Linked DNA regions of Homo sapiens: regions 2, 3 and 4 are each linked to region 1. The links are chromatin contacts, found by Hi-C or POLR2A ChIA-PET in ENCODE. All regions are on one chromosome and are shown on one strand. Each heading gives the region's core, a stretch centred on a gene start or an enhancer-like site at or near the end of the contact. The rest is flanking DNA. Distances are from core to core; before and after follow the strand shown. Region 1 holds the start of CACYBP (calcyclin binding protein). Region 2 holds the start of TOR1AIP1 (torsin 1A interacting protein 1). Region 3 holds the start of CEP350 (centrosomal protein 350). Region 4 holds the start of GORAB-AS1 (GORAB antisense RNA 1).

What was found. Hi-C counts contacts between places; a loop is a spot of excess contacts on that map. ChIA-PET counts read pairs that join two places held with the same protein, here RNA polymerase II (POLR2A). Pooled maps may share reads with other maps.
Region 2: a map of CD8-positive, alpha-beta T cell shows a loop between it and region 1 (23-fold over the local background). The contact joins the promoter of TOR1AIP1 here to the promoter of CACYBP in region 1. A Hi-C loop is called at or near these places in 2 of 168 maps with a recorded cell type or tissue (CD4-positive, alpha-beta memory T cell and CD8-positive, alpha-beta T cell), 1 of 37 single-sample maps with no recorded cell type and 14 of 50 pooled maps. POLR2A ChIA-PET finds 5 or more read pairs at or near these places in 1 of 52 experiments (CD4-positive, alpha-beta T cell).
Region 3: a map of naive thymus-derived CD4-positive, alpha-beta T cell shows a loop between it and region 1 (20-fold over the local background). The contact joins the promoter of CEP350 here to the promoter of CACYBP in region 1. A Hi-C loop is called at or near these places in 1 of 168 maps with a recorded cell type or tissue (naive thymus-derived CD4-positive, alpha-beta T cell), 1 of 37 single-sample maps with no recorded cell type and 9 of 50 pooled maps.
Region 4: a map of naive thymus-derived CD4-positive, alpha-beta T cell shows a loop between it and region 1 (19-fold over the local background). The contact joins the promoter of GORAB-AS1 here to the promoter of CACYBP in region 1. A Hi-C loop is called at or near these places in 1 of 168 maps with a recorded cell type or tissue (naive thymus-derived CD4-positive, alpha-beta T cell) and 7 of 50 pooled maps. POLR2A ChIA-PET finds 5 or more read pairs at or near these places in 1 of 52 experiments (A673).

The regions. Positions count from the first base shown.
Region 1 is chr1:174,994,354-175,001,279 of GRCh38, forward strand. CACYBP (calcyclin binding protein) reads left to right here and starts at 5,594. Exons shown (of 6, transcript NM_014412.3): 1 at 5,594-5,842. The coding sequence starts at 5,828. It overlaps LOC105371622 (a long non-coding RNA gene), which reads right to left and starts at 5,293. Exons shown (of 2, transcript NR_188647.1): 1 at 5,242-5,293; 2 at 3,126-3,380. RABGAP1L (RAB GTPase activating protein 1 like) reads left to right here. Exons shown (of 26, transcript NM_001366446.1): 26 at 1-955. It also overlaps the pseudogene RNU6-307P. RefSeq lists enhancers at 4,715-4,924, 4,867-5,403, 4,955-5,464 and a silencer at 5,495-5,614.
Region 2 is chr1:179,878,343-179,884,800 of GRCh38, forward strand. It overlaps TOR1AIP1 (torsin 1A interacting protein 1), which reads left to right and starts at 3,943. Exons shown (of 10, transcript NM_015602.4): 1 at 3,943-4,635; 2 at 6,350-6,427. The coding sequence starts at 4,161. LOC139427322 reads left to right here and starts at 3,974. Exons shown (of 1, transcript NM_001436163.1): 1 at 3,974-4,051. The coding sequence starts at 3,974. The coding sequence ends at 4,051. RefSeq lists enhancers at 3,309-3,847, 3,760-3,869, 3,848-4,385, 3,890-4,649, 4,212-4,506 and 1 more.
Region 3 is chr1:179,950,014-179,957,146 of GRCh38, forward strand. CEP350 (centrosomal protein 350) reads left to right here and starts at 4,797. Exons shown (of 38, transcript NM_014810.5): 1 at 4,797-5,129. It overlaps LOC101928933 (a long non-coding RNA gene), which reads right to left and starts at 2,465. Exons shown (of 4, transcript XR_241158.4): 1 at 2,253-2,465. RefSeq lists enhancers at 2,293-2,402, 4,493-4,994 and a silencer at 4,782-5,231.
Region 4 is chr1:170,529,098-170,535,621 of GRCh38, forward strand. GORAB-AS1 (GORAB antisense RNA 1) reads right to left here and starts at 3,512. Exons shown (of 3, transcript NR_125958.1): 1 at 3,351-3,512. It overlaps GORAB (golgin, RAB6 interacting), which reads left to right and starts at 3,069. Exons shown (of 5, transcript NM_152281.3): 1 at 3,069-3,187. The coding sequence starts at 3,127.

The DNA of each region.
Region 1 (6,926 bases), core at 4,344-6,843:
ATGTCAAGCTTATCTCCACCTGAATTTGCTGCCTGCTATAAAAACATTTCATTAATATATCCCATTCTTCCTACCTCCATCTCTGGTTTGTCATTAGTGGTATTCTGAAAAGCTTAAGAAAAAAGAATCATTGAGTAGAAAGTGAACATTTTAAGTTATTTTCCTTTTTCATTGGCAATTAGTTAACATGTAAAATCTTTTCCATTAAACTGTATAACTTTTAATAACTATATATTATATATGGGATAAAATATATGGACTGAATTGTGAGAATATAAATGCATCGAAAGACTCTGGTGTCATGAAAGCACAAGAATAAGGCTGGAGATGGTCCCAGATCCAAGATGTCCCAAAAGCCTTTTGTATCAGTTTCTCTATTTTTGGTATTTTGCATAATGCATGGATCCTTAGTTCAAATGAGGGACAAAGTTTCTCAGTCAGCCCCACTTCCTTTCTTTCTAACTCCTACCTTTCCCTTGCAGAGGAGGTAGTAGAGATTCTGGAATTGTCTATTTTTATGAATTCCATTATTTTGTCCATGGCATCTCTAATGAAAACAGGTTCTAGAATAAAGGAGTTGATTAGTCTGAACAGTACTAATTAACTACAAAATAAACGTTAGTGATCAGCCTCTTCCTCTATAAACAATGACCAATTAGACGTTTCCGTAATTCCATGTATTATGTATAGTACACTCTATAAATGTAAATGTAATGCTTGTCTAAAAAGTGCAATTTATTGTACATTGTCCCAACAAATGTTTACTTTTATAATCGTTATGAACTTGAATTGGATTAGTATCTTGTTTTTATGTGTGAATGAAGCCTTGTGAAATAAACAAATGCAACTGAGAAGGTAACAAGGTGACTGTTTTTGTGAGCCAGTGATGTTTTCAATGCTTTGTGTTGCCCCTTTGGCCCCATTAAGCAGTAATAAACATTTGTTCTGAAGTCCATGTATGTCTTTTTTATTTTTTTAGTTGACTTTATTCTGACTCATTTGAACCCAATGTTTATGTAACACTTCTTACACCTGACCCCAGACTCCAGTCAACGTAGAAAACACACAGTATATACCCTGCAAAATGATACCCTGTGCAGCACCACCACAAAGTGCTTCATTTTCCTCTCTACTGAGGTTCCTTGATTCCACGTAACAGAAACCCTTGCAAGCTAGCTTAATAATAGTAATTTTAAGAGGCAATTAATTAAAAGGAAATAGGATATCTGTATCATAGGTCCCAAAGGCCAAACACTTGGGCCTGAACTGGCACTAGGACAAGGGGCTGGAATGCCATCAGGACTCTGAAAGCAACTGTTCCCAAAATTGTGCTTCTGCTTGTCCTTCCAGATGACTTACCTGCTTCATTCTTCTCTCTGAAAACAGGCTTTCTCTGCTTCTAAGTACACAGCTACCAAGTTTACATATCCTCTCTTCAAACTACCAGCAGAAGACTACCATCTCAATTGTTCCAATTACAAATTCTGGAAAAAATATGACTGGCTAATCCTGGGTCAGGTAGCTGCTGTTAGTCCTTTAAGGTACAGCAAGGTAGGAGATACTATAAAATTCAAACTAAACTTCAGAGGCACTTATGAAAGTGGAGATAGTGTGCAGAGAATCCCAATCATATCTCATTTGCATTTGCATTTTGTGCTGGGAATCCATGGAACCCAAGTGAAATCTCAAGAGATTTGTCAGCTCCTCTTGGAATTCAGCATGTATTAAAAAATAATCAAAGACTGTAAGATTACAGCTTTTGGCCCAAATTCAGACCACAGACATCTTTCATTTGGCCATGTGGTATTTTTTGTTTGTTTGTTTTCTGAGATGGTCTTGCTCTGTCACCCAGGCTGGAGTGCAGTGGCGTGATCTCAGCTCACTTCAACCTCCACCTCCCAGGCTCAAGTGCCTCCCACCTCAGCCTCCCAAGTAGCTGGGACTACAGGCATACACCACCATGCCTGGCTGATATTTCTATTTTTTATAGAGACAAGGTTTTGCCACATGGCAAGGCTGGTCTCAAACTCCTGAGCCCAAGCAATCCACTCGCCTCAGCCTCCCAAAGTGCTGGGATTGCAGGCATGAGCCACCATGCCTGGCCCCCATCTGGTGTTTTAAACAATGTGAAATTTTACATAAAAAGTAAAACAATCAAAATTACTCAGAAGTGCTCACTTCAACAGCACATACACTAAAACTGTAATCTACAGAGAAGACTGTTGTGTCCCCTGCACAAGAATAACACACAAATTCATTAAGCATTCCATATTTTGCACAGTCCCCAGAAGGTCATTTATCTGCTGACAAGCCCGAAGGGAACAGTATGAGTCATAGCAAAAAAAAAATTAAAAATATCCATTGAATTTGGCAGTTAGGAAATCATGAGTAAGCTTGACAGGTACATTAACTGGGGGAAGCAGTAAAGGCTGCCTGCAATAGGACAACTGAATGAGAAATAATTTCATTTTGAAAGGAAAATTATTCCAAACTTTGGAAACAAGGCAAAAAGGTGAGTGGCATGTCCTTTCAGTGTCAAACCAAGGACTAGGGGATTGTACTTTGTTCATTTCATCGTTCACTATTGATTTAAAAGTCCTATACTGAATCTATACATTAACTTGTAGATTTTTGTCCAGTAAGAATGCAAATCCCTACTTCCTTTCCAGTGGAACAGATAACACCAAAAGTTATAGTTTATTACCCTGTGAGACATTAACAGGTTTATATCTAACCTTGCCACCTTATACTAACATTACATTGTTAAATTGCCTATAAATACCTGGCTACTCAAATACACTCTCAGTAACTAATAAGTCGAATAAAGTATTTGTCACATGTCCATTTATATTTGCATAATATTGTCTGGAAAAGCCTCCCTTAGTGTTACTTCTGAAAGACCTAAATAGAGTGAAGAAACGATCTGTGTGATGACCTAGAGGAAGAGGATTACAGGTAGAGAGAAAGCTGGGTACAGACTTGGAGGCAAGAGCAAACCCAGTGGGTTCAATGAATAAGTAAAGTGCCAGACTGTTTAAATCAGGGAGCGGGGAAGGAAGAGTGGTGAGAGATGGGTTCTGACATGAAGCTCATAAAGGTGAGATAAGATACGTAAAACACTCAAGTTCACATTAAGGAGTTTGTACTTTATTCTAAGCCTAATAGGAAGCTGTTAGAGGTTTTTAAGCAAAGGGATATAATGATCTGAAAAGATATCTCGAGCTGCTCTGTGGAAAACTAACTCTTAAGGCACAATGGGGAAGCAGAGAAATCAGTTAGGAAGATAAATTTCAGACAAAATAATGATGACTTGGACCTGGGTGCGTAGGGTAAGAAATATCTTTTCCTTCTACCCATTTTAGGCTCACTGGCTGGGGATCCTGTAACAAAAGACAAATTAACAAGAGAAAAGCATAAATATTAATGTTAGTTTTACATAACATGGAAACTTCATAAAGAAATGAAGACCCGAATAAATAGTTAACCTTAGTGTTGTTTAGAGTAGGTTTGAAGAAGAATGGAGAATTGTGGGAAAATGTGATGGGGCTAAAAGACTGTGATCTAAGGGTAATAAACTGGGGGAAACTTAGCAAGGCCTGATGTTCATATTCGTCTCTACGTCCCTGTGTTTTCAGAGATAAAGATGTTACTTTTATTCCAGGTATAGACAGGGCAATTCTCACATGAGGGTATTACGTCCTGCTTCAGAGCAGAAAGGTGCAAGAAAGTTAGAGACATTCCTGCATATGTTCTTTCTCAAATTCCTTCAGTTCAAAGTATTCAATATGTCTAGGTGCCATATTTTTGGGTAGCATGTCCCAAACCCCGTCAGGTGGTAGAAGCAGAGGTTGTGAGAACTCGTTAAATTCGCTACATATTTTGAAGATTAAGCCAGTAAGGCTTGTTATATAAGATGTAAGGCCTGAGATAGAAGACTCAGGTATGAGTCCTTAGCCTGAGCAATTAAGAGAACGAGGTAACTGTTCACTGCATTAGGTCCATGGGATATTTGTTTTTATTTAATTATGTACTTAATAATTCCAGGCTATTGGTTGGACACTTAAAAAAATTTATACGATAAAATACACAGCTCTTAGGAGTTCATCCCATGAACTTTGACAATTCTATGTATCGGTGTAATATTTCCATTACCTGGGCAAATTCCCCTTCGCCGGGCCTTAAGCATAATCTACAGAAAAAACTACGTACATAAATATACGTTTACAACTCAATGAGATTTCTAAAGTGAACCCACCTATCTATAATCAGTGTCCAAATCAAGAAACATTACCTGAACCTCAAAAGCCCCCTGGTGGCTCTTTCATGTCATTGTCCTCCCCACTATGCTCATTAACACCATGGGCTAGTTTTTAAATGGAACCACGCAATATGAACTCTTCCATGTCTGGCTTCTTTCCCTCAACTTCATTTTTTTGTGTGAAATTCACGCATGTTGCGTTTCGGTAATTTATTTTTGTACTGTACTTCCGATTCTTTACTACAGATAATGGTCAGCCTCCATTCCGCTAACAGCTTTTTTTCCTCTCCGAGTTGCTGATTCTAATTGCTGCCTTGGACGATCTATAAAGCTGAGTGCGCGCTATGTGACCTCTCAGGGGTCGCTGCCTTGGACGATCTGTAAAGCTGAGTGCGCGCTATGTGACCTCTCAGGGGTTGTTTCCAACCGTGTTGTTGACATCTTGAGCCTGCCAAGGACTAGAATAATCTGAAAACTAGGCTTCTCTGGGGGTCTCACTGAGTGACAGGGTTAGAACCAGAAGAGAACATCGTCTCCAGAAGACATTTCACCATTTTCTTTGATGGTAAACAGGCTCACTTATACCGAATCCAAACCCAGGCGAGAACTACGGACTCTTGAAATGGTCGGTGAAAGGGGCGAAAGCACCAGGAAATCGTGCTTCAACAGTCCATGACTGAAAGGAGGGCCTGAAACTGTGGCCATAGGCGGGCCCTTTTGTTAGGGCCTTGACCTGGGCTTCCGCTACAGGGCCCGGTCACGAGGCCAACGTAGCTCCACCTCCTACGGCGGCCAGTGATGACGCCACCACGTCGGAACTGTTAGACCGCGGTGACGTCTCCACCGCGCCAAACTCACTGAAAATCAAACCGCTACCATTAGGAGCCCTCCACGCTTAACATATCCGTTCTTTCTCGTTTGAAAGTAACCAGGCTGCTCCTCCCCATTTTTCGCCTTCTTCTCGCGGAGGCTGAGAGACTAACCTTACACAACATGGCGGCCTGGTGTGTCTGGTGTCCTAGAGCGGACGAAAGCAGGTGACTCTCTAGTCAACTTCCGACTTGGACTCCGAAGATCGGTACGTTATTTCCGGGGCTGGGTTAACGCAGCGGTTCCGAGCTGCGACTGCGCAGCGTGGCCCAGCGCGGTCAAATTATAATACATAAAAGTTGTCAGGGCGGAGAGCAAGACATTACTCTTCTCGGATTGCCGGTTCGCTCGCGAGACTTGAGCGTTGCTAGGAGATTCGGCAGGCGGGCGGAGCCAGACTCGGCGGGGCGGGGAGGGGTGGGGCTAGGCTCGGCGAGGCGAGGAAGGGTGGGTGGAGCCAGGCTTGGCGGGCTGTGCGTGCTCGCGGTGGGCGGTGGCGGCGGCTGCCTCGCGAAGGTTCGAGATCCGTCGCGTGCGGGAGGCGGGCCGCGATCTTGCGCAGGGTCGGTGTGGGCGCAGGCTGCAGCGCCGCGACTCGTGCGGGTAGGCGTCTGCGCTCGGTTTGAGGGCTCGGCGCGGGGTTTCCTGTTCCTCCTTCTGCGCGGCTGCAGCTCGGGACTTCGGCCTGACCCAGCCCCCATGGCTTCAGAAGAGGTAAGTGGTCCGGCCCCATATTCCTTATGCCCCCCGGCTGGAGCTGCAGCGCCAGCCTCCCGCCCTACCGCCGTTTCCGTGGGCTGAGCCGCCCTGCGGCCACCCGGTCCCGCGCCAGTCAGTGCGCCGCCTTCCCGGGGGACACCTCACTCGCCCCTTGCTGCGCCGTCGGCTCCCCAGCGCTTCCACTCGACCTCGCACCCCACTCGCCTGCTGGGCTCGAGCGGGGGTGTGCGGCGATTATCCGTGCAGGCGGTGCGGGGAGTGGGTCTGGGAGAGCGGCCCTTTGCGCGTGTTCCTCAGGCCCTTTCTGCCCTGGTTTCCCAGCCAGTGGACAGGAAGCTTCATTCAAGCAAAGCTGGGTGCAAACATGAGTGTCGTTCTTGGTAGAGGGCGGTTGGAAGGTGAGTTCTCAGTGCTAGCACTTGAATTCTCCTAGTCAGGTTTTCTCTACACACGAGGAGCTGTGTTACTCTGGGCAAGTTGTTTAGCTTCTCTGTGTCGCAGTAGCATCCATTTCATAGGGTTGTTAAAAAATATGATTTCTAGGTGTTTAAGTCAGTGATTGGCAAACAGCAATCTGCTGTATGTGATTTTTAAAATAAATAACTTGGAAAGTTAGTTGTAATTAATAGTAAGAAAGCGAATGGCCTGTGTTAAAGCTCTGTAAACTCTGAACGTTGGAGAATTAAATTTTGTGGAGACTTAGTTTGCTCAGTTAGAAAATGGGAATGATAGTACTTGTATTGCTCATTTCCTGGCGTAAGTGGGAGGTGAAGACGGGACAGTTATTCACAGTTAAGTGTTGGGTGTGTATTAACTAGATTTGCTTTATGAAAACAAGTACTGGGGAGTCCCAAGCTTTTGTTTTGTTTTGTTTTTGTTTTTTAAACTCAAAATCTTTTCTTTAAATGAAGAAAAACTATGAGGTTTGTGTGTTCCAGTATTAATCTGGGTATCTTGTGACAAGTCTTTTAAGGTAGGTCTTGGGTACTATGTGCCCCTAGGAGATAACTTCACAGTCTTGCAGGTGGATAGCTCAGTGTTAGTCCTCTTGAAAGTAGAGATCGTTCTCAGTTTAGGC
Region 2 (6,458 bases), core at 2,693-5,192, 4.9 Mb after region 1:
GCGAGCAATTTACCCAAGAACATACAATTTGTTGGGGGAAAAATGAAGTAAGTCTAAAATTCCTGTTCTTGACCTACAGCAATTCAGGACAAATCTAACCAAATTTCAAGAAGAAATCTATTCATGTAAAACTCCCTTCCCCTTTCCTCTTTTTTTTCCCATAACAGTCCTGACCAACACACTATTTTACTTATTTTGATTTTTGCCCGACTCCTCCCATAGAATATAATCTCCAAGAAGGCAGGAAACATTTTTTGTCTTTTAGTCTATTTTGTTCACTGCTGTATCCCCAGCACAGAGAACAGGGACTGCCTACTACACAGTAGCTCAAGTATTTATTGAATTAATAATTCCTCATTTAATGTGATTTTTGGTGCCTTCACTTCTCAATCACCCTCTCTTGGCAGAAGTGACAGGATTTGGTAACACTCTTGGATGGTGTTTAATAATTAACTGCAAGTCCTAATTCAACAAAAAGAATACTATATTCCATTCACTTTATTGTGTTTAATTAATTTCAGTATAACATTTCCAGGAATTTTCATTTGTATTGTCATTAAAATATTTTTCTATCATTTGTAAGACTGGGGAATAAATGGAGCCAGCTACTATGTCTTTAATTAACTTCCTCCTGTTTAATATTTTAATCATCTTTTCCTTATTAAAATTGTTTGCCTACTTCATTTGTACTACTAAGTCACAACGGATAGATTTATCTCTTTAAATAAATGAACTTCTGCTTACCCTAAAGCAAAAAGTTCCTGTACAAAAAATTTATTGTTCTAAAATGTTTCATTTAAAATAATTATTTTGGCCAGGCGTGGTGGCTCACACCTGTAATCCCAGCACTTTGGAAGGCCAAGGCGGATGGATCACCTGAGGTCAGGAGTTCAAGACCAGCCTTGCCAACATGGCAAAATCCATGTCTACTAAAAATACAAAAATTAGCTGGGCATGGTGGCAGGCACCTGTAATCCCAGCTACTCGGGAGGCTGAGGCAGGAGGATCACTTGAACCTGGAGTTGGGGGAGGCTGCAGTAAGCCGAGATTGCACCACTGCACTCCAGCCTAGGCGAAAGAGCGAGACTCCGTCTCTAAATAAATAAATTAATTAAAAATGAAATAAAATAACTGATTTAGGAACCCAGTCTCAAGAGCACAGGATTTCCAGACCTAGCCCTAATAGTTAAGTGTGTGAATTAATGCCATTTAATCTGAATTGTAATTTTTCGTGTTTCTGTCGTTCCCAATAAATGACAAATTCCCTAAAGATAGTCTTCCTCATTGCTGGCACACGTTTGATAAGTAAATGAATTATTAAGTGTATTCTTTGTTTTAATCATTTCTTTTCTTACCGGTCTTCTTTTTTGGGTCACTGAATTCCTCCAGATTTCTCAAATTCCCAAAGTAACTTTAATATCCAGAGCTGAGGCATCCTTTTTTAGTGGCCCAGCGCATCCCTTATAATATTGGCTATGACTCTACTGTCACTGTAATGTCACCTCTTTTCAGCCACTCTTATAGTCTGGATAATAGCTACAGCAGAGTATCTAGTTTCATAACAGTTTAGCTTTGCCTCAGAGCTAGTGATGAAAGTTTCGTATCTGTAAGGTTTCTAGGTGAAGGAGGCAGTCACAGTAGAGGTAGGTTTCCTTATGCTTACAACCTAGATGAGAGGGAAAATCCGATGCATATATATATGTGTGTGTGTGTGTGTGTGTGTGTGTGTGTGTTAGCATTAAAGTTACCATACCTCTAATTTTACAGTAAGTGTCTCATTAATTTAGTTGAAAGGCCATTCCTAAGCCTTTACAAGCAGTTTTAATTACAAAATATGCATATTCTGATTATTCAATAATATGCAGAACCTCTCCTCTGATTGTTCAATATGTAGAATCTCTTGTCTCTTTTTTAATTTGTCCCTCAAACCTAAGTTTTACAAGCCTGTATCCAAGTTTTATAAGCTAGTATCCCAGTTTCTACATAGTCATCTGTCTTGGTAAAATGTTTCAAGGAGACTTTAATGTTCATAATATGAACTCAATATATTACTATAAAATTTATATTTAATAATTAAATCTATTAAGGAACTTATACTATTGTGTTACTAATGAGTAATGTAATAGCCACTTTAAAGAGAAAGCCCTGCTTAAAACATAAATAAAAGCCACGTATTACCATATCAATACTTTTGAGCATTTTGTTGGAAGAGTAAATCTAGCTAATTTCCGAAATATACCATCTAATCCAGACTGACAAGGAAGAGTATCCTTTTCATTTTTCCTTAAAAGACAAGAAGAAAGAAGAAAGAGAGACAGAAAAGAAAGAAAGAAGTCTCTCTTTTGTTACTGCAGTTTTTAAAAGCTATATTGTACATAAAGCTACAGTAAACTAAGCTCCTAACAGGCCAAACCTTATCTCACTCTAAAACTGTAATTCCTCCTGCCTGTGGCCAAATTTATGGACAATATTAGTAAAAACATAGTACACAGTCGGGCAGGGTGGCTCACGCCTGTAATCCCAGCACTTTGGGAGGCCGAGAGGCGGATCACGAGGTCAGGAGATCGAGACCATCCTGGCTAACACGGTGAAACCCTGTCTCTACTAAAAATACAAAAAAATTAGCCGGGCGTGGCGGCATGCGCCTGTAGTCCCAGCTGCTGGGGAGGCTGAAGCAGGAGAATGGCGTGAATCCGGGAGGCAGAGGTTGCAGTGAGCCGAGATCGCGCCACTGGACTCCAGCCTGGGTGACAGAGCAAGACTCCGTCTCAAAAAAAATAAAATAAAAATAAAAATAAAATAAAAACATAGTACACATTACGACTTAAGTAGTTGAAATTTGTGCCAAGTTTGAGCAACAAATGAGTTGCTCAAAAACATTTTAAGGTGATTACTTGGAAGAATAAACAAACACCTTCAAACTTTTCAGAATCGCTCATTGTAACTGGTATCCAAATTACAATTTTTTAAATCTATTCACTCCAATCATACAAAGCCCTACAAGCAGTTGTATATTTGAAGGCAATTTAAGCTTTCTTTCAATAATTATTCAGACTTTACACGAACTTAATCGACCTTCTCTGAATGTGTCTAAATTTGGTTAGGTATTTGCAGATTAGCCACATCTGTAAACATTTGTATAAGGAGGTGAAACAAATAGATTTTACCATGCTTTCTTATTCCATAAAGTCCATAAAGCATTCTAAATCAAATGTAGAGTATCACGTCACATCCAGAATAAAAGTAAAAATAATGGATCACAACTTAAAATTACAGTGCTGTCTTTAATTAAAAAACTTGTTCATTTCTCACTGTGCACAATGTAGCACTAACATGGTCTTCCGAACACTGCTGCTTGGTATAAAACCGAGAAATATTAAAGACCAGGAATAAGGTTATGTGTCCTATGGGTACATTTCGGAAAAGAAAATACATCCAACGAGTATGACTCTAGATAGGATTTTGTACACCCTCAACAAGTGACAAAATTCAAAACTAGGTAACCGCCCTCATAAGGTACTTGAAACTAAAATTTTTGCCACGAAAACATGGCATGTGCAAAAGTTCTCTCTCTGGCCATCACTCCTGCTAAGGACACTGGGAAGGACATGGTCAACGTAGCAGTCGATCAAAAAGATTCCAGGGAAACTGCGCAACAGCCTGGGGCCGAGAAGCGAAACTTGGGTCTTCTCCACCCTCGTCGCACTCCTTTTCCCCGAGACTTGGTACTGGGAGATAGGACGGGAGTCTCCTACACGCAGTCAACACTTGCCACGAGCGGCTAGACTTAGGACAGGCAAGTTGCCCTGCCATCCTTCTATCGCCCCCACCCCTCCTTTACTTAAGGGCGATGGCAGAGACGTCCTCCTCCCCCTTCTCCTCCTCTTTGGTGCCTCCAGCCAGGAGGCGGGAGCGATCCACAGCAGCTGACCCAGCTCAGGCACTGCCTCTCTCACAGCCCTCAAGACACACCATGGGCCCAGAGGCAGGTTTGCTACACAGCAGCGACGACGCAGGCGGCGGCCCCAGCGACTCGCAACTGCCTCCCTGACCACAGCGGCCACCGCCCAACACCCCCGAGAAGCCATCGCCACCACCGGCAGGAGAACCTAGGGTCCATAAAGCCATCTTCGCGATCGACTAAAGCTACGTCAACAACTATGGCGGGCGACGGGCGGCGGGCAGAGGCGGTGCGGGAAGGATGGGGTGTGTACGTCACCCCCAGGGCCCCCATCCGAGAGGGAAGGGGCCGGCTCGCCCCTCAAAATGGCGGCAGCAGCGATGCGCCTGCGTACAGAACTCCTCCGTCGCGCCAGGGCCGGCGGGAAGTGAGGTTCTCGGACGAGCCGCCAGAAGTGTACGGCGACTTCGAGCCCCTGGTGGCCAAAGAAAGGTCCCCGGTGGGAAAACGAACCCGGCTAGAAGAGTTCCGGTCCGATTCTGCGAAAGAGGAAGTGAGAGAAAGCGCGTACTACCTTCGGTCTAGGCAGCGGAGGCAGCCGCGACCCCAGGAAACCGAGGAAATGAAGACGCGAAGGACTACCCGCCTTCAGCAGCAGCACTCAGAGCAGCCTCCGCTACAGCCGTCTCCTGTTATGACCAGGAGAGGGCTGCGGGACTCTCATTCCTCTGAAGGTGAGGACCGCGGAGGTAACAGTCCCAGCCGCGAGCCAGGGAACGCGCGGGGGCGGGCGCGCGCCTCGGTGGAGCTCATGCCCGCCTGGGTACTAAGTACTGGGATTGGCTAAAGGGTATTCCTCAGCCCCCTCTGGACTTGTGCCGCCGTGCAAGGGCCACCCTGACCCGCAGCGGGGAAGGAAGCGCCGACCGGAGGAGTGGAAAGATGGTCGTGTGGAGCGACCCGGGCAGGGCTGGGGCGCTCTGCCCAACATCGGGCATCAATTTAGGGGAGTCAGAGCTGCCTTTTTCTGCAGGCCTTCACGAGGGGACAGCGAATTACTGCAGGGTCGGTTTCATTTCGGTTCCCTCTACCCTGCGGATGTTTCTACAGAAACCACTTCCATTTCCTTCTTTAACGCTCGCGGGCCAGAGTCCCCAGCTGAGGATCTAACCTTTCAGTCTTTTTCCCTCCTCACCCAGGTGGGCAGAGAGGAAGGAGAAATTTTGTGAGTGGGCATTTCGAGGGATTGCTGAGTTTAGTGAATTGATTTGAGACCTCACCCAATACTTTCACCGAAATGGGGTAACTCATTTTTCCTGAACTGATGTTCCCCAGTGTTTGATAACTTGAGCTGATTGCTGTTTCTCCAGTGTGGTGGTCCCTGCCAAAAATCTGCCACTTTGGTGGCCGTCACTGTAACCTCAAGTAGTCTGGCAAATCAGACTGACAAAGTAACCTGAAAAACAAGACTATTAATTAGAGTTTTCGTCTAAATGGACAAAAGGGATGCTGACAAAGTGAGTGTATAGTGTTAGGTAAGTCATAGGTGAATCAGTTTCCTTAATCTATCCTCTCCCACCCTGCCCCCCCCATTTTAGGACCTAACACTGAGTCACAGATGAAGTTTCATGTTAATCCCATGTAAGGCACCTGTGAGGTAAAAATCAGCGGACCTGAGTCACAATGGGATGACATAGTTTGTGGTAGACTATTGATAGGCGGAGGAGTGGGTTTTCAGCTTAGAGCACGGTGATAGGCTGCAAGTTTACCTGCTGACTCGTGAAGGTACTGACAGATTTGAAGACTTGATTTTGGAAACTTTATGTTAAAGTTATGTCAGTTATTTTTGGGTGTAGCAACTGAAGACAGTTTAGCCCATATATGTGTTAGTTTTATCTCTTTTAAGATTACAAAGTTTTTGCAGACAAGGAGCCTATAATATATTTGATAGTAATTTAAGTACTTGGTTTAATTCAGTATTTTTCAGTACCTGGAAGAATGCTTTGTACATGGTAGGCAAAAAATATGTTACATTGTATTGAGTTCCACAGAGCCTAGTGCAGTTATACAGGCTAACTTTTTTTTAACAAGTAAAGAATTTACCCCTATTTTATTAAATCTTTAAGGATCTAAACATTTTTCACTCTTCTGCTTTCTTCCACATCATTTGTGACTCTCTACCCCATCTTTTTGATTTTCTGAAGTAATATATTTTTGTAAAACAACAATGGCAAATATTATTATATTCTGTTGAATTCATTGTATTCTGTCTCAAGAGGAGTTCTGACTGGTATATTTCCTAAGTTTTGGTAAACCTAACCACCTGTTTCTAAAGAAACGAATTTCTTGAATTTTTGCTTATGTATTGTTACAAAAATGCATAATCTGTGCCATGATCTCCCAGGTCATATATTCTGAATTTTAACTCTTGTTATGTCTGTTTTTTAGAGGATGAAGCATCTTCCCAAACTGATTTAAGCCAAACGATCTCAAAGAAAACTGTCAGGAGCATACAAGAGGCTCCAGGTAAGAATAGTTAACTTTTTGTTTTTCTCCT
Region 3 (7,133 bases), core at 3,547-6,046, 5.0 Mb after region 1:
TGAATACCTAATTATATGCAAGGCACTAATACAGTGTATTAAAAATAGTAAAAATAAGCAACATTTTTGAGCACCTATTATGTGCCAACTATATGTCCTTCACATGTGTTATTTCTTTTTCAACACAGCTTTATGGATATATACTTCACATATCATACAATTCACCTATTTAAAGCATACAATTGAATGGGTCTTAGTATGTTCACAGAGTTGTGCAACTGTTGCCACTATCAATTTTAGAACATTTTCATCGCATAAAAAAGAAACTCTGGGGCCGGGCACAGTGGCTCACGCCTGTAATCCCAGCACTTTGGGAGGCTGAGGCAGGCGGATCACCTGAGGTTGGGAGTTCGAGACCAGCGTGACCAACATGGAGAAACCCCATCTCTACTAAAAATACAAAATTAGCTGGGTGTGGTGGCGCATGCCTGTAATCCCAGCTACATGGGAGGCTGAGGCAGGAGAATAACTTGAACCCAGGAGGCAGAGGTTGCAGTGAGCCGAGATCGCACCATTGCACTCCAGCCTGGGCAACAAGAGCGAAACTCTGTAAGAAGAAAAGAAAAAGGCCAGGCACAGTGGCTCATGCCTGTAATCCCAGCACTTTGGGAGGCTGAGGTGGGCAGATTACCTGAGGTCAGGAATTCAAGACCAGCCTGGACAACATGGTGAAACCTCGTCTCTACAAAAATACAAAAATTCGTAGGGCATGATGGCGGATAGCATGTAATCCCAGCTACTCAGGAAGCTGAAGCGGAAGAATCGCTTGAACCTGGGGGGCAGAAGTTGCAGTGAGCTGAGATCATGCCATTGCACTCCAGCCTGGGCGACAGAGCGAGACTCCCTCTCAAAATAAAAGGAAACTCCATAACCACTAGTAGTCATTTCCCATTTCTCCTCCCCTCCCCTATGTCTATTCCACTTCTCTGCCCCAGGCAATCACTTATCTACCTTCTGTCTCTATATATTTGTATATTCTGAACACATTTTATATTCCTCTACATGTGTTATTTCTTTTCTTACACAACCCAGTGAGGTAGGTACCATTGCAATCTCCACTATACAGAAGTGGAAACTGAGTCACGAAGAGGTTAAGTACCCTGACCAAAGTTATATGGCTAGTAAGTAGCTCAGCCAGGCTTTATTTATTTATTTATTTGAGACAGAGTCTCACTCCATCACCCAGGCCAGAATGCAGTGGTGCAATCTTGGCTCGCTGTATCCTCTGCCTCCTGGGTTCAACTGATTCTCATGCCTCAGCCTGCCAAGTAGCTGGGACTACAGGCGTTCACCACCATGCCCGGCTAATTTTTCGTATTTTTGGTAGAGATGGGGTTTCATTATGTTGGCCAGTCTGGTGTCGAACTCCTGCCTTCAACTGATCCACCCACCCTGGCCTCCCAAAGTGCTGGGATTATAGGGGTGAGCCACCGCACCCGGCCTCAGCCAAGGTTTAAACCCAGAATTTAAATTCTAGGTGAATAGCTATGTTTTCTTTCCTGGGAATGCAAAATTTGATATTGATCTCTAGACAACGAATTAAGAAATAGATATAGCTTTGGCGATGTAATGATGTCATTCACTATGTGCAGAATTCATGCTTTTAATCCACTATGAAGGAGACAAAGGTCCTTAGAATCTAACATGATCATGATGTATAAGATACATGCAGAAATACTGATAGTAGATACCGCTCTATGCAGGAGACACAGCATCACACAGTTCAGGGGTGGAAGAGCACCTGGAAAGTATGAGCAATCAAGGATTTTTTTCTGTAGTAGTTAGCTTCTCAGTTGGCACTTAGAGAATGTGGCAGAAATTGCGAGCTGGGGTAATATGTGTTCCAGGTTAGGAAACAAAGGCCTAGAGGTAGGAATGAACAGGTTGTTTCTCCGATCCAGTGTGGCTTGAATGTAACATTCTCAGTCAGTGTATCACTTCCCATTTCGTGACATTAGCTACCGTTTATTTCTGTCTTTTAACGTCAAGCTCTTGACAGGTATTATTTCTAATCTTTAAGACAACCCTACAGGGTAGATATCATTAGCCTTGATATAGACAAGAAGATTGAGGTTCTTGAGGGGTCATAAGGCAAGTAAGTGATAGAGCCAAGATTTGAATAAGTGTCTTTCTGATGTCACATTCCTGCCCTTTCTACTTTATTGTGCTGTCTTACTTAAGGGAGATGGAAAGTTAGGTTGGTGCCATACTGAGAAAAGCCTTGATGGCTGAGGCGAAAAGTTTTTACTTACCTTGGCAGGTAGAGACATGATAGAGACAAAACTCAAGCTGAACTGTGGAAATACTACTATAATCATTTGGGCAGTAGAAATGACAGTCTAAATTAGGAAGGCAGTGGTGCAATCAGACAAAAGGGAAGTACATATAAGAAATATGCATCAGTGGTATTTAGAGACTTCATAACTGGGTGGGAGCAAGGCGTACAGAGGAGTATATAATATTTCTGAAACTTTGGTTCTCTTAGTTCTCAGAAGAGTGTTCTGTGACGGCCATGAACAGAAATACAGAGGAAACGAGGAGGAGCTGGCTTTGTGAGACTGAGGGAGGAAAAATGATAACCTTAATATGGGAGCTGAAGGTGCTGGTGACTTCTGTATCTATGTGAAGATGGGTAACGGGTAATTGGAGATTTAGTCTAGGGCCAAGATCCAGTTATCCAAAGAGTGGTGAGAGTCAAGGCCACAGTAATCAACAAAGAATATAAAGAAAAATGCAATCTTAGTGTCTACTAAAAAGTAGGAGAAACAAGGGAGCCATATTGAATACCTATTACCGGCCTAACACTGCGGAGACGTCTGGGAAGGGCCACAAACCTTTCCACAGTAAACCTCCAATCTTGTTCCAGAGATTAATTACTCTCATGAAACTATATGCAACTAGTACAAAACTTGATAGATTCAGGGCCAATCTGTAGGGTAAACACAAGAGTAACGGGATATTAGAAAAGAAAGACATTGATGTGCTTGGGGAATTTAGGAGGCGAGGAGAAGACAGACCAACACAAGGTATAAGAAGTAGAAATTGTGCATAGGCTGATACCAGGGTAACCCTGCTCTGAGCACAGTGACAGAACTTTGGTGTCTTCTCTGTTGTCAAGGGGATAGCATGGGGCTGAAAAAGTATAAACAGGCTTTGGGGCAAAGCAGATCCCAAAGCTTACAGCTCCCTTTTATTGATGGTATAAAATTGGGCAAATTACTTAGCTTTTTCAGTACTTGTTTCTTTTTCTTTCTTTCTTTCTTTTTTTTTATTTTTTTGAGATGGAGTCTCACTCTGTTGCCCAGGCTGGAGTGCAGTGGTGCGATCCCGGCTCACTGCAACCTCCGCCTCGCAGGTTCAAGCGATACTCCTGCCTCCGCCTCCCGAGTAGCTGGGATTACAGGCACCCGCCACCACGCCCGGCTAATTTTTGTATTTTTAGTAGAGACGGGGTTTCACCATCTTGGCCAGGCTGGTCTTGTACTCCTGACCTCGTGATCCACCCGCCTCGGCCCCGCAAAGTGCTGAGATTACAGGCGTGAGCCACTGTGACCGGCCAGTACGTGTTTCTTCGTTTTAAAAAAGTGAGTATATTTAATAAGGTGGTTGTTTACATTCAGTAAAATAGCGCATGAAAAGCATCTAACACAGGGCTTTAAACAGCAAGACTGGGCAAAACCTAAATAACATTTTCCTTATGTTGTCTTTTTTGCTACCACTTGCACCATACGATTACCCACATTTCCTGTCCCCTCCAGTGCAGCTTCCTGGAGACACTTCACACGTATGCAGGACTTCTGTACATCCTACTCAGGCACAGCTGTAGGCCCTACAAAGAGGGACCATTTACTGCCTCCTGCTGTCATTGATATTCGACAAACATTTATTGAGCACCTACAATGTCCTAGTTACTGTGCTAGGCCATTTTGGGGTATAGAGAGATAAAACAGATCTTAAAGTCTTCACGACACTTAAAGATGAGAAACAGTCTCTGGGTAAATAACTATCGGAGTTCAGAAGGTGGACAGAAGTGGTGGGCGGCGAGTCTGTGTGCAGTGAGCACCTAGCGGAAGATGGCATTATTTGCAGAAGAGAGGTCCTTTAAGCCAAGTCTTGATAGATGATTTCACCACGCGGAGATTGGGAAACGAGGACAAAGATATGAGAAGATATGTTGGCCACAGAGAGCCTCTCAAAGCACTGTTAAAGCAAAGCCAATACTTAATGGGAGGAAACTCCGTTTTACTTGCGTGGAGTCTTAAGTCATTAGATGCATGCTAAACAGAACTGTAACCCTCGCGAATAAAACGGCCACAGTGACAGCAGTGGGTAACGGCAGAGCTGCAACTACTCTGACAGGGGTGACGACTTATTTGGACGACAGTTGGTGAAACATTGTAAACTCTCAGAAGCTGCCGTTTCCAGACTTTGAGTTCATTCTTGTCGAATCCCCAGCTTGTTTTCTCAGCCCGGGGTGAAATGCGCAGCCAAAAGGCCCAATGAGCGTCAAAGCGAAAGGGCAGGGGTGGTCTCTTCTGCGGATATACCTTGGCTCCTCCCAAGTCCTACGAGTTTAAACTTCGACGCACCAAACATGGCTTCTTCGCGGTTCTGCTCCTTGTTTTATTTCGCTCCCACCTTTCGGCCACACTCAACATGGCCCTAACCGAAGGTTGGCATGCCTGTGGCACTGTCTCGGGACAGTTCTCGCGAGGTTTGCCTGGGCCCGACTGCTCCCGCCCTGCCTCGCGCCGCCGCCACAGCCGCTGCCGCTGGCGCCGCTCCTCCTCCGTGTCAGTTGTTGGGCTGTAATGGCGACTGGGCCGCCCCTGACGAAGTGACTCCCGGGCCGGGGAGCGGGGCCAGACCTGCGCCAGAGAGAACTGCAGGGAGCCGCAGCTCGGGGGGTGGCTTGCCCTGAGGGAGGGGAGGCAGCCTTTCCGCCTTGTCTTCCTTCCCAGCGGACCGGCGGATCCCCGGAGCCGGTGCGAGGAGGGCACCCGGTGCGTCCCCGGAGCGGGGAGGCCAGGCCGGGCAGCCCTGGGGCCGGTCGGGGCGGCGTCACTGCACCCTCCGCCAGGCTCCGCGGGATGCACCGTGGTAGCCGAGGGCGGAGGCGACACTCTCAGGTGAGCTCCTGTAGGACCTGGCTGGGACCGCGGAGTCTCGCTCAGCCTCAACTGTCTCTGTCCGCGGTCCCGGGTCCCCGGTGGCGGCAAGAGAGGCGGGGCCGGGCGCGGAGAGTCTTGGCCCTGCTTGGCGTCCCCCTCGGGGAACCTCCCTGGGTTCTGAGGCTTTTCGGGGACCTAGGTTTCGGGTCCCACCAGTGCCTGCTGAAGACGGAATTTCCTTCCTTACGTGCCAGTGTCCTCCCGCCTCCTCCACCCCTCCTCTAGCCTGCAGAGGTAAGATACCTCTAGCCTTTGCTGCCCGGAGAAGTGTCCCTTCTTCATCTGGCGATCAGGCGTATTTGGGGAGATTCCGGGGACTGGCTCCAGTGGCAGGGATGATCAGTTTCTGTTCCTTTTCAGTGGGGATCACATTCTCAAGTATAGGGAAAACTTTGATCTACTCTAGTCTAGCGGCTGCTGAAGGTAGTTTATTCACAGATAATTTGGGGAAAGATTTAAAAGGCTTTATGTTTTGGAAGTTGTCAGTATTTTCCTCTGCCTTTTAAATGCAGCTCAACATGCTAAGTAATATTTAGCTAATGTCACAAGATATGAATTGGAATTTGCCTGGATTTTAAATATTCAGATAGAAAGTTGCACATAGGCATAGATTTTAATGTTTTAATGCAGTAGCAAATCCTTCATATGGGAAAAAACAGGTTGTCAGAAATAGTGATCAATATCCATGTACTCCACCTGATTGTTTTGTTTTGATGGTGATCCTTGTTTTGAATTTGGGGAAGTCGTTATTGTTGCCATGTTAACGATACCTCCTGCCCTGTATTTGAAGAGTTTTAAAAGAAAGACTATCTTTGGCAGAGCTAGTAACAATCTGAAAAGTTCTGTAGAAACAATGATAAAATACTAAAAGTTGCCCTCCATTCTGAAAATTTCTTCGTTTAATATATTGTTTTTAAACAAGGAAATGCACTGCTAATGACATGGAATTGTGACTTTGAGGGATTGTTAGACCCATGCTGGAAGTTGCTTCAAAGCCATGGGCGTATAATAATTAGTTTCGGTGTGCTAAATTGACAAATTTTATTTAATGTAATGAAATAAATCTGAATCATTTGAACTGTCAGTGCATTAAATTTAAGATACTGTAATCTGAAAATAAACTTCAAGCTAGAATACATTGTATATGTGGATAAATACATGTGTATCTCTGTATCTCTTCATCCTCAGTAGCAAAATTTTGTGTATGTAGAGATGGCAAGTTGTATATGTAAAAAATTTCATACGTATGTGAACATATTTCTTTGATTTTCTGAGATAAATTGGTGTGTGTGTCATGTAAGAGCGTTAATACTTAAACAGCCAACCTTCTGTGGGGCAATCAATTTATGAATTATAAAGTTTTTGGATTTTTTCCTTCTGCTTCTGATTGTCAGTCTTTTGCCCATTTTATAACACTTCTACCATATATGAGCAGAAGAAAGGAGATGAAGTACTGCTATAATCAATTTTATTTGTTAAATTGCTATAATTTATAGTGGGAGCAAAAAAGAAGTCTAAAATAACTGACATCAGTTTTTGGTGTGCTTCTATATACATTATTTTATTTAGTTTTCACAGTGATCTTGTGAAGTAGGTATGGCAGATATCCTTATTTTGCAGTCGTGGAAACTGACACACAAGGAAGATCATTTATGTGAATGCCTCTCATTTCTGCAGATAATGTGGAATTATTTTTATTTTAAACTAAATATTAATATAGGTGCTCTGGCATTTGGTGTTATTTTAAAATATTAAAAAATTATTCTATTTTTGTTCCTTTTTACATGCCACTTGCCCCTTATGCTGATGATCGTCAGTTCTTTAAAAACATTAGTATTTTTATAACGTTTTGTTAATTATTGACAAGTCATGAATTATGATGGATCACTTACTTCTTTATGTATATACTTTTTGCTTGAACAAGATTATTAAAGTGTAGTTCATTTATTATCTTTCACTTTG
Region 4 (6,524 bases), core at 2,262-4,761, 4.5 Mb before region 1:
CTGATGGAGAATCAACCAGAGATATTGTCTAAATTGTCATAGGTGGTCCCCTTCTATAAACACATAAAGATGCTAAATACTGTATAACATGTTCTTATTTATGTAAACAAAAAATATATATCACAGAGCCTAAAAGAAAGCAAAGAAGATGTTGAAAGGGGGGGCCTCTACCTAGATATAGGTCCTGGGGATTGGGATTCCTACACATAATTTGAAGACAAGATTGCTGAAATAAAGCTGAGTCTAGAAAAGACAGACCATATGATCACAGAGGGTTAGAAAAACTCCAGGCACAGTGGCTCATGCCTGTGATCCCAGCAAGTGGGAGGCCCAGTTGGGCAGACCGCTTGAGCTCAGGAGTTGGAGAGCAGCCTGAGCAACATGGCAAACCTCGTCTCCACAAAAAAATATAAAAATTATCCATGCATGGTAGTGGGCACCTATAGCCCCAGCTACTCTGGAGACAAAGACATGGAAGGATCGCTTGAGTCCTGGAGACAGAGGTTGCAGTGAGCTAAGATCATGCCACTGCACTCCAGCCTACGTGACAGGGTGAGACCCTGTCTTTAAAAAAAAAACAAAAACACAAAAACTTAAGACTGTTGCTTTGGAAAAGCAGTAAGGAGGCTTGCTATCTGTGAGTAATATTATTATGTTTTTTGTTTACATAAAAACATATAACATGTTTTTATTTACATAATCAAAAAATACATCATAGAACTTAAAAGAAAGCTAAAGAGATATAGAAAGGGGGATTCTATGTAAATATAGATCCTAGGGATTGGGATTCCTTCACATATTTGAAGACAAGATTGTTGAAATAAAGTTGTGTATAATTTGTATACATATAAAGGCAATTAAAAAATACTGAGACCTGAGTCCTATATCATATATGGGGGTGGGACCCAAGAACCAAATTTACAGTAGAAGCTGAAAAAATTACCTTAAATCTGGATTAAAACAACTGAAACTTTAGGACCAATAAAACCAATCTGTAGAGACACTTTCTTAACTCAAGGAAGAGAAGACTTCTGCAGAACAAAGAACTTTGAAGATAAATTCCCACTTAAATATTACACAACATTTGAAGAAACTAGCCACCATGAGGGAGAGCCAACAGAAACAACAAACAGGAGATTTAGAACCTAGCAAACTGGAAATTATAACTTTTATACAGACGGATTTTATTATCTTTTACCACGTGTCACTTTCGCTTTGGTTCTCATTAAGGGCCAATGCAAAACCTTTTAAAATATCCTAATTTACATCTTTATTAAGATTACGGATAATTTTTGAAATTCCCCCAGAGTGAACTAAAGAACATTTATGTATAAAATTCAACATGGGGCACACAAGGTGGTTTACTGTTATTAGATGAACTAGATGGCGGTTGCCTGCAACTAGGAAACTGAATTAACTACCAGATTGCCACTGATCCCCATCTACTACTTTGGAGCTAGATAATCTATAACTTGAATATACGTAGTCTATATTCAGTCTATATTCAGAAACTGGTGGTAACTGTCTCCTCCAGGCATTTTGATTGTTTAATATTATAAAAAATGAGTACATATTTAAAATGACGCATCTGCAGCATCCCCAAATTTCAGAAACCACTTTAAGTTTTAAAAGCTCGGATTTACATGGGAAATTCCAAACATCCTTCACTTTTTATCACTTACTAAATCTGAAGTACTCATTTCAACTTTTCTTGACGTGTTTTATTTTGTACTTTACTCCTTTCTTTCATTTTGTTTAAAAATATCAACACACTAAAGCCAAAGTATTTTAAAATGTAAGCCAAGATGAGGTGTTTTGTTGTTCTTACTGCAAAAATAGTGAAAGAGAACCATGAAAAATAGTATAACTAGGTCTCTCTTGAATCATCCTTATCTATGTGTATTTTGACAACGCTTGCATCTTTTAATCTTTGCAACCATATTTCAAATGAGGAAATGGGATCTCAGGTTAGTGTTCAAGGCAGAACCCGAATTACGGTATTAGGATTCCAGGCAGGATCCTAAGAAATGCTTTCCCATCCCCCAGCACCGACGTTTTACAATGTCTTCTCTGAAAAACAGATTTAAAGGGGAGACTAAGAAATCCCGGCCGGGCGCAGTGGCTCACGCTTGTAATCCCAACACTTTGGAAGCCCGAGGCGGGCGGATACCCTAAGGTCAGGAGTTCGAGACCAGCCTGGCTAACATGGTGAAACCCCGTGTCTACTAAAAATACAGAAAATTAGCCGGGTGTGGTGGCCGGCGCCTGTAATCCCAGCTACTCGGGAGGCTGAGGCGGGAGAATCGCTTGAACCCGGGAGGCGGAGGTTGCAGTGAGCCGAGATCGTGCTATTGCACTCCAGCTTGTGCAACAAGAGCGAAACTATGTCTCAAAAAAAAAAAAAAAAAAAAGTAAGAAAAAAAGAAAAAGAAATCCCTTAAGAGGAAAGTTACATATTATAATTATTCACAAAGGAAACAACCCAAAGCAAAAGAAATCTGAGAGCCGCTCCGGCCTGCGAGAGACCTGGTTATGCCTGTTCCCTTTTCATCAATTATACCCCACCCCTTTTAAATGTTTCTTCATCATCAAAATCCTAAATCTGATCATTTCCTGAGTTAATCTGAAGGAGGCCTCCAGCGCTGTGCACACTCCCAGCAAAACACAAGGATTTTAGGGCACACTAAGAGCCACAGAGAGCACCGCTCCCGCCCCACAGGTACAGGACCCCAAAGGCACTTAGATCTCCCGTTTCCGCCACCGACTTGTTGCTCCTTCCCAAATACCTGTTTATCTCCACCCTTATCCCCATCGCCATTTCCCCCCTTAGCTCCTGAAGCGATTAACCAGCAACAGTGAGAAACAATGAGAGAGAGAGAGAGTAGAGGTAAGCCAGAGGAAACGAATGTCTGCGTGGCAAGGTTTCCTTAGGCAGTTTGTCAGGCACTGCTGAAGGCAGCCTGGAAGGAAGCCGGACCCTGAGGCCGGGGAGAGAGGGCCTTGTGTTTGGAGCCCGATGCACTGATTGGCCGCGGCCGGGGAAAAACCCGGATGAGCTGGGCAGCAGTGTTGGCAGTCGCGGCTGCGAGATTTGGGCACTTTTGGGGGTGCCGGTGGCCCGGGCCGATGGCGCAAGGTTGGGCAGGATTCTCTGAGGAGGAACTGAGGAGACTAAAGCAGACTAAAGGTTACAAGATGGGTTTACAGTGGTTTAATTCTTGGGTCTTAAGGGGAAGAGGCGGGGATGCAGCTTTGGCGGGGAAAGGGGGCGTGGAAGCGGCTACGTTTGTGTTAGCGGAAGGCGCTGTAAGTACGTGGACTGGATTAGGGGGTTTCAGAGGAGGACTTACTGGGAGTCACGACGGGAGGGGCAAGCCAGAGGACTGGGATCTTCTTTTAGAAAAAACGGTCCAGGAATCCACTGTAGGGATTTGACTCTTGTGAAAGGAATGGGACTTGGGAGAGGAAGTGAGCCTACAGCCGGGGTGTCTCCCTTAGGGAAGATTGCTGCAGGAATCAACGGTTGGAAGGTTAGGGTCAGGGTAAGGGAAGGAGGAGGGGCGCACACCGTATTAGAATTGTGATGAATTTATAGAAGCAGATGGTTGGAAAAAAGGAGCACAGGCGTCTGAATAAAGGCAAAAATTCGGTACTTTTCACAATTCATCTGGAGTGTTGCATTCACTTCTGGTTGCCAGATGATTTTTGCAGTACTTCCCAATTTTTGAGAATCAGCAAACCAAAAGGGTCTTTGAGAGGGTAGATGTGAAGACTTTATATGTTTATATACATACAGTCTTACTGACTTTGGAGTAAGCTAACCTTGTGCTTCTCTCTCTGGCTTTATAGAGTAATCATTGAATGGGCTTGTACAATTTTTTTGTTGTTGTGGAAGGAATTAAGTTTGCTGATTGTTGGTGGAAAACTTAGTAATATTAATTGCACTTTGCTTGTGGTTGAAATTTCGCAGTGATCTGTATGGTTATCGTGGTAGTACACACAATTTCTGTAAGAAGTGTACATCACTCTTGGTACCTTAATTCAAATACTTTATTTTGGTAGCAAATGAAGTAAACCTTTTGTTAGCGTTTGTGGGGAAATTGGATGTTGCTCTGGTAGCTTGTGCATTTTTAGCATAAATATGAGAATAATCTAGGGCAGACAAGTGGGAAAAGAAGTAAATTAGTAAGATAGGGCCAATGTAGATTATATCGACTGGGGACATTTTGACTGGTCCAGGGGACTTTAAAAACTCTATCATAAAGGTTAGGCTAAGCTATGTAGTTAACTGACTCTGTGTTGCTTGATATACTCAAATTCTTTTGCTTTGTGTTTTCAACATCCATTCACATACTTTGATATACAGGGTACAAGTGCCCTGGCCTCTGGTCTGACTCCAGTAGACTCATGAGGAGACAAACCACAAAGTTATGTGATAGTAGATATTGCAAGAACTTGCTTCAGAGACAAGAGGAACCTCACTCTGCCGGGGATTGGATGGAGCTTGGGAAGATTTCACAAAGTTTGTGTGTTAGCAGAGGCGCATTTTCCAGGGTAAAGATGACTTAATATAAAAATCTAAATTAAACAACATATTCATTATGTAGAAGTATATTTTGAAATATCTTTGCAACCGGGGGTAGATAGAGGATGGTGAGGACCTGAACTTCAAGGCCCACTGTAGTGTGGAAACCAAATCGCTAGTCCGTGACCACCTCGAGGACGGAAAATATCTTAACCTCCTTGTATACCCGTAGCTAAACACAGTGATTGGCATATAGAACTTCCAGCTCTTCCTCTAAATCTTTTCTCCTTGGATTCCTTATTTGTAAAATTAGAGGATTTGGCCCTTTAATTTTAAAGCCATTTCTAGCTGTTCTCTATCTTTAAAAATTTATTGAATAATTTAGGAAGATGGAGTTGGTTGCCAGGAAAAATAAGGACAGTAGTACTCTGGAGACCCCTGTATGGGCATTGAGGAACATAGTCAAGAAAGTTGTTAATAGTCTTGTTTATAATATTAAGAAGTTGGAAACAACCAAAGTGTCCATTAACAAGGGAATGGATAAATAAATTGTGGTATACTCATCTAGCGGGCTACTGTACAGCTGGTGGGAATATATTAGTATTAACTGTAGCCACATGCATTAAAATGTTTGTTAATACAGTATATGTAGTTACACTTGGCCCTTGAACAACACAAGTTTGAACTGTGATGGTTCACTTATACACAAATGTGCATTTAAAAAATACAGTATTTGGGGGATGCAAAACCTGAGTATATGGAGGGCCAACTTTTGGTGTATGTGGTCTTCACAGCGCCAACTGTGGGACTTGAGTATGCACAGATTTTGGTATACATGGGGATCCTGGAACCAATTATCCTCATATACCAAGGATCAGCTAGCTGTATATATAATATATACAGTCACGCACTCAATAACAGTATTTCAGTTAGCAGCGGACCACATATATGGTGATGGTCTGGTAATATTATAATACCCTGTTTTTACTATGCTTTTTCTATGTTTAGATACACAAATACCGTTGTTACAGTTGCCTACAGTCTTCAGTATAGTGACATACTGTACAGGTTTGGAGCTTAGGAGCAAAAGGCTGTACCATATAGCCTAAGTATATAGTAGGCTGTACCATCTAGGTTTGTGTAAATACACTCTCTGATGTTTGCGCAAGGACAAAATTGCCTTACAACACATTTCTTAGAATGTATCCCTTTGTTAAGTGACGTATGATTGTATATAGTGGGGAGGCGTGGGAATGTGATCAGGGAGAGGGAATTTCAGAGGTATTGGTATTTATGAAATCAGGTTAAGACAAGTTAAGCTAAAGTAACAAATAGCCCTAATAAGTCAATTGTTTAAAATAAAGATTTGGTTTTCACTCGTTTCATGTTTAATGTGGGTTTGGCAGGTGACTGTGTTGCACAGTCACTCCGTTTTTTGGTGCTGTCTTGTAGGAGTTTACCATAGTAGGAAGAAAAGAAGATTGAAAATTGAACATTGGCAATTAAATCCTTTCACCAGTAAATGACATGTGACACTCCTACTTTTATTTACCAAAAGCAAGTCATATAACTTGGGAGACAGGAAATAAATTCTCTCTTCTAAAAGGAGGATTATGTCTATCCTTAAAGAGTAGTTACTTCTACTACTGTCATATTTTATTTCTTAAACTTTCTTTTTAATCATATAGGTTGGAAGACTGAGTGTGTGTGTTTATGAGTGTAACACATGCATATATTTGATGTATGGTCTATTTCATAATGAAAAATTGGAAGAAAACAGTACAGCCACATGCTGTCAATTTTTAGTTAAATTATTTATTCAGAAGAGTTATTCTTCATACTGATTCTTTGCCAGTTACATTATGAATATCTTCTCCCAGTTTTTAAGTTATCTTTTCACTTTTATCTTTTTGATGAACAAAGTATTTTATTTTTTGAGACTGGCTTTCACTCTGTTGCCCAGGCTGAAGTGCAGTAGCACGATCATAGTTCACTATAA